3 separate regions of the Homo sapiens genome follow, and all the other regions are linked to region 1. The links are chromatin contacts, found by Hi-C in ENCODE. All regions are on one chromosome and are shown on one strand. The core of a region is the stretch at or near the end of the contact, and the rest is flanking DNA. Distances in the headings are between cores, read along the strand shown. Region 1 holds the start of DHRS7 (dehydrogenase/reductase 7). Region 2 holds the start of SNAPC1 (small nuclear RNA activating complex polypeptide 1). Region 3 holds the start of HIF1A (hypoxia inducible factor 1 subunit alpha).

Region 1 (2,863 bases), core at 221-2,720:
CTAAGCTATGTATTCCAGACTCTTCAAAAGAAGCATCAGATTTGCTACTTTATTTCAAGGATTCTAAAGTTCCATTGGAACAATACTATATTAACCCTGAAAATAATTAAAAAACAATTTCAGATATAGTTCAGAAGTAATTGTGAAAAGAGGTGAGATTAGGGAAAGATGACTCTGAGTCCAGATAACCCCAAAAAGCTTTTTAGAGAAGGATGAGGGTGGGGAGGCAGGTAGGGGGTTTATAATAGGATTTAAAAAGAGAAGGAAGAGCTATTTAAGGAAATTTGATTACTGCAAGTAACATTCTTCAAAACATTTAAAGAAAAACAAAAGTTTGGCAGGCAAGACTAGAAAAAGAAAACAACACTGGGGAGGGAAGTCACTGCTTCTTTTATTTCCATGACTGTTTTAAAGTCATATTTAGTTTCAGCCAAGGAAGAGCCTTTGACATCAGAGCACACAAAGTACTCTAGGAAATGAAGAGGATGAAAGTTCTACTGCATCAACGCCCAGAACTTTCTCCATTTGGCCACAGGTCGTTCTCATACATGGCCTAGTTTCTATGCACTCTAACTGGGTCCCTCTGAGGCTTGTGAATGGAAAACCCTCTTGCTTTCAAATGCTTGAAAACAAGAAAGATGCTACTATTGATGCCTCAAATACATGTAGGTATTTAGTGGGAAGCAATTAAATGTTTTGAAGGTCATTTCAAACGGAAATTAATCAAAAACAGTATTTTACTCTTTTGTGTATTAGAGTAGGCAAGACCTTGGTGTTTTCATTACATTCTCTGTTTTTATTTGCTGTTTACATTAGGATGTGAATAATGGCTTGGGTAAGGGGAGGATTTGGTACCAACCTAGGCTTTGGTTGCCAAACAGACACCAGAGTAAATTTGTGTGTGGTCAGAATCAGGTTGTAAGGTGCCAACACAGCACATGGCTTCAGTCTTTTTTTCTCTAATTGTAAAAGGACCTTGTCCCCATGGAGGGACCATTGCCTTGGCTTGTGGGGTCTTGAGTGATAGCCACAGTCTTTCTTCAGCACTTTCTCGACCTCATGAAAAGATACTGAAGCTTGAAAAGGGGATGTTCTTTCTGAATAGGAATGGAGAAGAGGGGCCAAGCAAGAATGATTCTATCTGTCTCCTGGCCGTTGATAGTGTCCCTGTACAGAGAGGAAATAACGTAGTATAATATGTAGCTTATGTTTGAATCAGCTTCTTTAAAAATACTGGAATTTTATTTATTTATTTTTGGTAGACACAGGGTTTCCTCATGTTGCCCAGGCTGGTCTCGGACACTTGAATTCAAGCAATCTGCCGGCCCCGCCGGGTGTGCCGCATGAGGGCGCGGGCCGCCCAAGGACCGCGAGTGGGGCCGCGAGTGCTGAGCCCGGCGCGCCCGAGCCGCTCCTCCTCCCGGCCTGCTCCCTGGGCGGAGCCGGGGCAGTGCGGCTCTGGGCTGGCCGAAGGGGTGGCGCTGCGATCCCGCAGGGCAGCGACGCGACTCTGGTGCGGGCCGTCTTCTTCCCCCCGAGCTGGGCGTGCGCGGCCGCAATGAACTGGGAGCTGCTGCTGTGGCTGCTGGTGCTGTGCGCGCTGCTCCTGCTCTTGGTGCAGCTGCTGCGCTTCCTGAGGGCTGACGGCGACCTGACGCTACTATGGGCCGAGTGGCAGGGACGACGCCCAGGTGAGGACCGGCCAAAGCCTCTCCCGAGTGGGAGGCCGGGCTCGGAGCTGCCGAGGCGTGTCCGGGTCTCCGGGGGTTCTGCAGTGATCCCGGGTCCTTTGTGGGTTGCGTGGAGCTTCCCGAAGGCCCGGCTGCCCCTTACGCAGGGGCTGCGGGTTGGGGAGGAAGAGGCGAGGGCTAAAAAGCCCCTTTGTCTTCTGTACTGGTCGGAAGATGGCATGGACTTGCCATTCAGGCTAGGAAACCTCTCCAGGGAGTGCCAAACTGTTAAGAGAGCACTGGAGTCGGCGGTGCTCCTGAGGACTCTGACATCTTACGCAGGACTCAAGGGATTCTGGTGTTGTCTCAGAGGACGATACTTTGAGAAACAGTGAGCGTCCCCCTGCGTTTGTAAGGGAAACTCCTTTGTAAGTACCGGAAGCCCGGTCGTTCTACTACCTGAAGTAGTCTGTCCTCCACTTCCCACTCCTGCAGTTTTGAAATAAAATCTGAGATAATCCGAAGTCCTTCACCTACTTACTCATTCTAGTCAAACACTAGAAAGAACTAAAAATGGCAGTTTGCTGGAGCGAGATCATTATTGGCATACTGCCTATCTCACTTTATCTGTGTCTTGCTTAATATTTGACATCGTGTACATTTGCTGTATGTTGGCTCAGCGCTTTACACACATAACATTTAACTTTTACAACAACTCTTACAAGGTAGGCATTATTAATCTTATTTTCCAGATAGGGAAACTGATGTTCAGAGAAATTAAATGACCTACCGAAAGCTAGGCTTTGGATCCTTAAGGACTTGGGGAAATGGGGTTTCCCTGGACCAAGTTTCTGGTATAAAAATACTCAAAGCATGTTACAAAGTTTGCTTGGAAGAGATAGTAGCTCGAAAGATAGACTATGTTTGGGGGGGGCGTTATGGGTTGGGCGTTGAGGGGGGTGATATTGATCCCAAGGTGAGAATTGGTTCCTGTGGACAAAAAAAAAAAAAAAAAAAAATCTGGTAATACAGTGGTTTGTGCCCCTCCAAAGCTTAACCCCACCCGAGAAAATATTATTCCTTAGTATTTCATTTTTCTGGTTGGGTTTTCTTGGGTATAGCATGTGCAGCACTGACATTGAGTTCACGAAAAATACACAACATGGACGCCACAGCAGTGCTACAAAACTATG
Region 2 (2,863 bases), core at 168-2,667, 1.6 Mb before region 1:
GATATGGAAACTCAAGTAACTTGCCCCAAGTCATAGCGGACCCTGCAATCAAATGCAGCCAATTGGGTTCCATAACCTATGCCCTTAACAATCCCACACTGCCTTTTCAACTATACCATTACAACAAAATGTGGAAAGCGGTGACATAAAATAAAAACAGGGTGCTATGCGGGGAAAAAACATGAACAGCGTACTCAGTCTAGAAGAGCAAAAAAGACTTCCCCCGAGGATGTCATTTGAGCTTAACCCTGAGTGAAGAATAAGGTGGACAAAACAAGAGAGTTGCGGTGGAAACTCCAGGATTAGGAAAAGCCTGTAGAGGGCCCAAAGAAAAAAAAAAAAAAAAAAAAGCAGCTGCTGGAGCAAGAAAGTGAGTGCATGGAGGGGACTGGCAGGCGAAGCTGGAGAGATAGGCAAAGGCCAGTGAGGAATGGTCTTGGCAAGTCAGAGAATTCAAGCGTTATCCCAAAGGCAATGGGCACCACTACAGAGTAATAAGTCGGGGAGTGACATAATCAAATTTGCACTTTTGAAAAACAACTTTTGGGCCGGGCGCGGTGGCTCACTCCTGTAATCCTAGCGCTTTGGGAGGCCGAGGCGGGCGGGTCACGAGATCAGGAGTTCGAGGCCAGTCTGGCCAACATAGTAAAACCCCGTCTCTACTAAAAATACAAAAAATTAACCGGGCGTGGTGCCGGGCACCTGTAATCCCAGCTACTCCGGAGGTTGAGGCAAGAGAATCACTTGAACCTGAGAGGCGAAGGGTTGCACTGAGCCGCGAACGCGCCATTGCACTCCAGCCTGGGCGACAAAAGGAGACTCCGTCTCAAAAAAAAAAAAAAAAAAAAAAAAAAAGACAACTTTGGTTGTTGGAGGAAAAATTAATTCAATCTTGAAGGGTTTTGTCTTTGCTTGTGTGTTTTTAAACATCAGGTCCTAGAACAAGACTGGGGAAGGGCAAATGATAGTGGCCTGGCTCAGGGTGGAGATGGGAGAGAGGAGTTTAGAAGGGAGGCCAGGCAGAGACGCATATTTGGGAGGAGGCCGCAACAACCATCAGGGCACAATGAAATAGAGCAGGGAAAGCGCGTTGCCTGAGCACAGGGGAAGGTCCAGGAGTCATGGAGGCAACCTTCGGTGACTGCCGCTCTTCTCAGCCCTTCACAAGTGCAATATCGCCGGGAAGGAGGCAACTTTCTACACCACCTGCGGGCAGGGAGAGGCGGGTGGTGGACAAGAAACACCCACCAGAAGATAGTCCCGAACTTCATGTTTCTCCAGAGCTCCGTGAAGTCCTCGAAGCGTACACTGTCCGTCTCCTGGAAGCGGCTGAGCAGCGCCTCGCAGTCGGTCTGCAGGCCGGGAGGAGTCCCCATGGCACCCGAAGCCCGCACGCCTCCGAAGCCCGCACGCCTCTAACGGACTAGCCAGCGGTGGTCGCCCAGGAAACCAAGCCCGAACGGCCCGCCCCCTACGGCGTGCGCACACGCGCTCCGTGATGCATTATCCGGCACCTTTAGCTCCGCCTTTATCCGGGCTCTTGCCACCGGTCGTGTGCTTACTGCGCGTGCGTGAAAGCGTTCTGATGTTTTACTGGCTGAGATTGCTTTCACCCAGAGTGCTGAGATCCACCCTTCTTTGGAAGAGGTTTACGTCTAAAGTGTTGTGTTTGCTCACGAGCGGTTTTAGGTCTTCATTTTCCGCTAGGTTATGTAACTTGACTTTACCCTTACTAGCACTCTCCTTTAAACTGACCCTAGTGTGACATAAGTGAACTTTTGAGCTAGGAAAGAACAGTCCCAACCCCAACCCCACTCCCACTTGGGAAGAGAAGCTAAAGAAGGCTTGCTAGGAAACAAACTGCACTCATTCTCCTTCTGGTCATCGAGAACCCTAATACTCTGTACCCACATAATACGATGCTTAATGTGCGGCCCTCTCTTTGTAGCCCTGGCATTCTGCAACCACTCTTGAAAAGAAGAGCTGCATTTCATACCCTCTTGTAAACAGCCCTCCTCCTGCCCTGCCACGCATTCACCCCTGTGCTACATAGCACTTAGCAGAAAATACCTACTTGTTATATTCTTGTTATATTATTATTTGGATGAATTGCCTTTTTGTGTACACGCTGCCACCTAGCTTCCTTCCTCCAGGAGCTAGCTATGGAGTAACATTTTGAACTTTAGATCATTTCTCTGATTGAAAGGTAAGCTATCATTCTTTAGAAGAGGTATCCTGATATAATAGAAAAACATTGGGCTTTCTGTGTGTAAATGGAGTGTCAACTCACTTTACTTTTCTGATCCTTGACCTGTTTTTGTTTGTTTGTTTGTTTGTTTGGATTTGTTTGTTTTTTGTTTTGAGACGGAGTTTCGCTCTTGTTGCCCAGGCCGGAGTTCAGTGGCGCGGTCTCGGTTCACTGCAACTTCCGCCTCCCGAGTTCAAGCGATTCTCCTGCCTCAGCCTCCCGAGTAGCTGGGATTACAGGCATGCACCACTCCAACCGGATTTTGTTTTGTTTTGTTTTGTTTGTATTTTTAGTAGAGACAGGGTTTCACCATGTTGGCCAGGCTGGTCTCGAACTGCTAACCTCAGGTGATCCGCTCCCCTCGGCCTCCCAAAGTGTTGGGATTACAGACGTGAGCCACTGCACCCTGCCCTCTTGACCTGTTTTTTAAATGTTATGTAATATTTTATGTCACAGAAAAATTTATGCGATGTGTGAGATAAAAAGCATAGCAGTTAAACACCTGTACACCTTTCACCTGTGTAGGAACCAGAACATTACCAACGCCTTCACATCAATCTGCGATTTCCTCCTCTGACCTATTCCTTTGACTGTACCCTACTTTAATCACAGCTA
Region 3 (2,863 bases), core at 258-2,757, 1.5 Mb before region 1:
TTCCTTAAAAGTTAAAATGCCAAAGTGGGCAAAATTGTGTGTGTGTTGGGGGATGGGGGAGTCCGCTCTTAACACCACTGGTCCAACTCACAATTCTTAATCTCTAATGTACCCCTTAGACTCAAACTTCAAGGTGATTTATAAAACTTGCATTAAGTTCTAACCGAGTGATTACTTACTTTAGATATATGTTGACGGTTTTCCTTTAATATACTTCAATTTCAGGAAAATGAGACAGAGTTCGAAAATTTTTGCAACATTTTAGTGCCGCATTTCATTCACTCATCATATACTTTTTTCAGTATCATTAAAACTGCCTAAATTTAACCAGCCCCTACATTTTCATTATTTGAAGAATGAATGAGGCATATATTCATTTATAATATCTGCGTTCTCGTGACAGGTGATATGAACTCAAGTATCCAATTCTGAAGTTCTCTTTAAAATGTTGCCATTTCCCTAAATTCCCATTACTCTGACTCTCAGTCTAGGCAAGTTTTTCAAGGCGATTAAAACGAAACAAAACCTGCACGTGCAAACTAAAAAGTTCGCATCTTAAGGCCATCGCGGCAAATCCCTAATGCACAAAGGCAAAGACACCCGCGACGGCTGGACAACTACAGGACAAGATCGCATCCGACCACGCGAGTCCCTCAGTCGGGAACTCAAGGCCCCAAGTCCACTGGAAAGCCAGGACCAGCGTGCAGGGTCCGCCCCAGGGCCGAGTTTTCAATGGAACTGGAGAGGATGGGGGCGGGAAGGAGCGGAAGCTCCGGGTGCAAACCGCGGCTACCGAGCTGCAGCTCATTTCTCTTCCCGGGGTTTTCAGGCTGGGTAAAGTCCCCTCCGGATGGGGCCACAGAGCAGGCTGGGTTTTTGAGGCGGGTAGGTGGGCGGCGCGAGGCCCCCACGGCCGGCGGGGAGGGCAAGCAGGGCTCAGACCCCGGCCCCTGAAAGCACTTTCGAGGCGTCTCCCACCCCCCACGACAAGATGGCGACGTGGACAGCGGGGGAGCCCGGCCGGCGAGGTTGGGGGAAGAGAGGGGAGGGGAGCAGCAGCAGAAACAAAAAGGCTGCCCCCCCCAATCCCATTAACGCCGAGGCCGGCCCAGGAGCCCAGGGCGGGCAGGCGGGCGGGGTCGCCGGGGGAGAAGGCGGCGGGCCGAGGGAATGGGCTTACTTTTTCTTGTCGTTCGCGCCGCCGGCGCCCTCCATGGTGAATCGGTCCCCGCGATGTCTTCACGGCGGGCGGCCCCCAGGCTCGCTCCGGCCTAAGCGCTGGCTCCCTCCACACGCGGAGAAGAGAAGGAAAGGCAAGTCCAGAGGTGGGGGTGCGAGGCGGGAAACCCCTCGTGAGACTAGAGAGAAGCGGGCGGCAATCGCCGGGGTCCGGGCCCGGCTCCGAGCCTCTCCTCAGGTGGCTTGTCAGGGCCCAGCCCGACACACTGGCCGAAGCGACGAAGAGGGTGATCCTCCTGTCCCCTCAGACGAGGCAGCACTGTGCACTGAGGAGCTGAGGCAGCGTCAGGGGGCGGGCAAGGGCGGAGGCGCGCTCGGGCGCGCGGGGAGGGGAGAGGGGGCGGGAGCGCGCCCGCTCGCCTGCCCAGGCCGGCGCGCGCTCCCGCAAGCCCGCCTCACCTGAGGTGGAGGCGGGTTCCTCGAGATCCAATGGCGAGCGACGCAGGCGGCAAGTCCCCACCCCAGCCCACGCCGCTCTCAGCCAATCAGGAGGCGGTCAGCTGAGGCACAGCTGGGACGGGCTGCGACGCTCACGTGCTCGTCTGTGTTTAGCGGCGGAGGAAAGAGAAAGGAGATGGGGGTGCGGCTCAGCCCGAGTCTGGGGACTCTGCGCCTTCTCCGAAGGAAGGCGGTGCCCGGCTTTGGGAGGCGCTGCTGAGAAGGGATTTCGGTTGCCTGGTCCCAAACATGCATCATATTTTCCTACTCTTGGTGCAGTAATGTAATGCTCCTGCTCTCTTTCTCCTCGGCCTCAGTGCTGGGCACGATTGCCGCCCAACTCTGCTGGGCTCTCTGTTCAAAAAAGCAGACTTCGCCTCGTGGCAGCAAGCCCTTCCTTTGGTCTCGTTGCTCAGATGTGTTACAACGGGGTCTTTCCTTACCAGATTACCTAACCATGGGTCAATGTCACCCACCGCACTCTTTGCCACGGAGCACAGGGGAACTCACCTTGTCTACTAAGTTTTTCTGTGGCGGAGTTTACTTACTGAATAAATGCAATTAAAAATAAAAATGAACTCCTGTTGCTGTAAACTTCAAGGGAAATAAAGTTGCAGGGAAATCTTAAAATCTGAAACTATGTTAAGCATTTGCAAATAGGTATAAATGACTTTAATAAGCATATAAACCAATTTCAGGGAAAGAGTAGAAAAAATGGCCTTTGGCAACTTTGCAAGCTACTAAACAAAACATAATCACTTTTGTCTTTGGAGGCATAAACTTCAAGCCTGTCAGTCTTCTAAAAGAAAAATATGTTTTGAGCCCAACAAAGTAGCATTGCACATATATCTCCACTTGGCGCTAAATTATTTTACTTCTCACCTTTGCCTTATGAGTTTCTTGTTAAAACCTAGCTTTGGGTTGTAAATATAAATATCTGTAGTGGCTTTCAATTGTATTAGCATGTAAAAACAATGGTCTATATAGAAGCATCAAACTCTGACAAGACAACAACCAATGTATACAGCACCTCTTTTTAACTGGTCAGTAGACCTACAAAGATACGATTAAACATTGACCTTAGCGGACAGGGTGGTTCCAGCTACTCAGAGGTGTGAGGCTGGAGAAGCCTGGGTGTTCCAGCCTAGGGAACGTAGCGAGACTCCGTCTCTTTAGAAAATTTTTG

Evidence for each region. A loop is a pair of places that touch in the nucleus more often than their neighbours do. Pooled maps may share reads with other maps.
Region 2: a pooled map shows a loop between it and region 1 (4-fold over the local background). The contact joins the promoter of SNAPC1 here to the promoter of DHRS7 in region 1. A Hi-C loop is called at or near these places in 6 of 50 pooled maps.
Region 3: a pooled map shows a loop between it and region 1 (4-fold over the local background). The contact joins the promoter of HIF1A here to the promoter of DHRS7 in region 1. A Hi-C loop is called at or near these places in 5 of 50 pooled maps.

What each region holds. Positions count from the first base shown.
Region 1 is chr14:60,164,005-60,166,867 of GRCh38, reverse strand. DHRS7 (dehydrogenase/reductase 7) reads left to right here and starts at 1,470. Exons shown (of 7, transcript NM_016029.4): 1 at 1,470-1,691. The coding sequence starts at 1,559. RefSeq lists a silencer at 1,237-1,506 and enhancers at 1,707-1,756, 1,947-2,006.
Region 2 is chr14:61,760,974-61,763,836 of GRCh38, reverse strand. It overlaps SNAPC1 (small nuclear RNA activating complex polypeptide 1), which reads right to left and starts at 1,417. Exons shown (of 10, transcript NM_003082.4): 1 at 1,249-1,417. The coding sequence starts at 1,376. RefSeq lists enhancers at 447-1,190, 1,191-1,934, 2,002-2,091, 1,935-2,678, 2,679-2,863.
Region 3 is chr14:61,694,157-61,697,019 of GRCh38, reverse strand. It overlaps HIF1A (hypoxia inducible factor 1 subunit alpha), which reads right to left and starts at 1,507. Exons shown (of 15, transcript NM_001530.4): 1 at 1,181-1,507. The coding sequence starts at 1,215. It overlaps HIF1A-AS1 (HIF1A antisense RNA 1), which reads left to right and starts at 1,197. Exons shown (of 2, transcript NR_047116.1): 1 at 1,197-1,313. RefSeq lists silencers at 1,049-1,148, 1,449-1,748 and an enhancer at 1,819-2,188.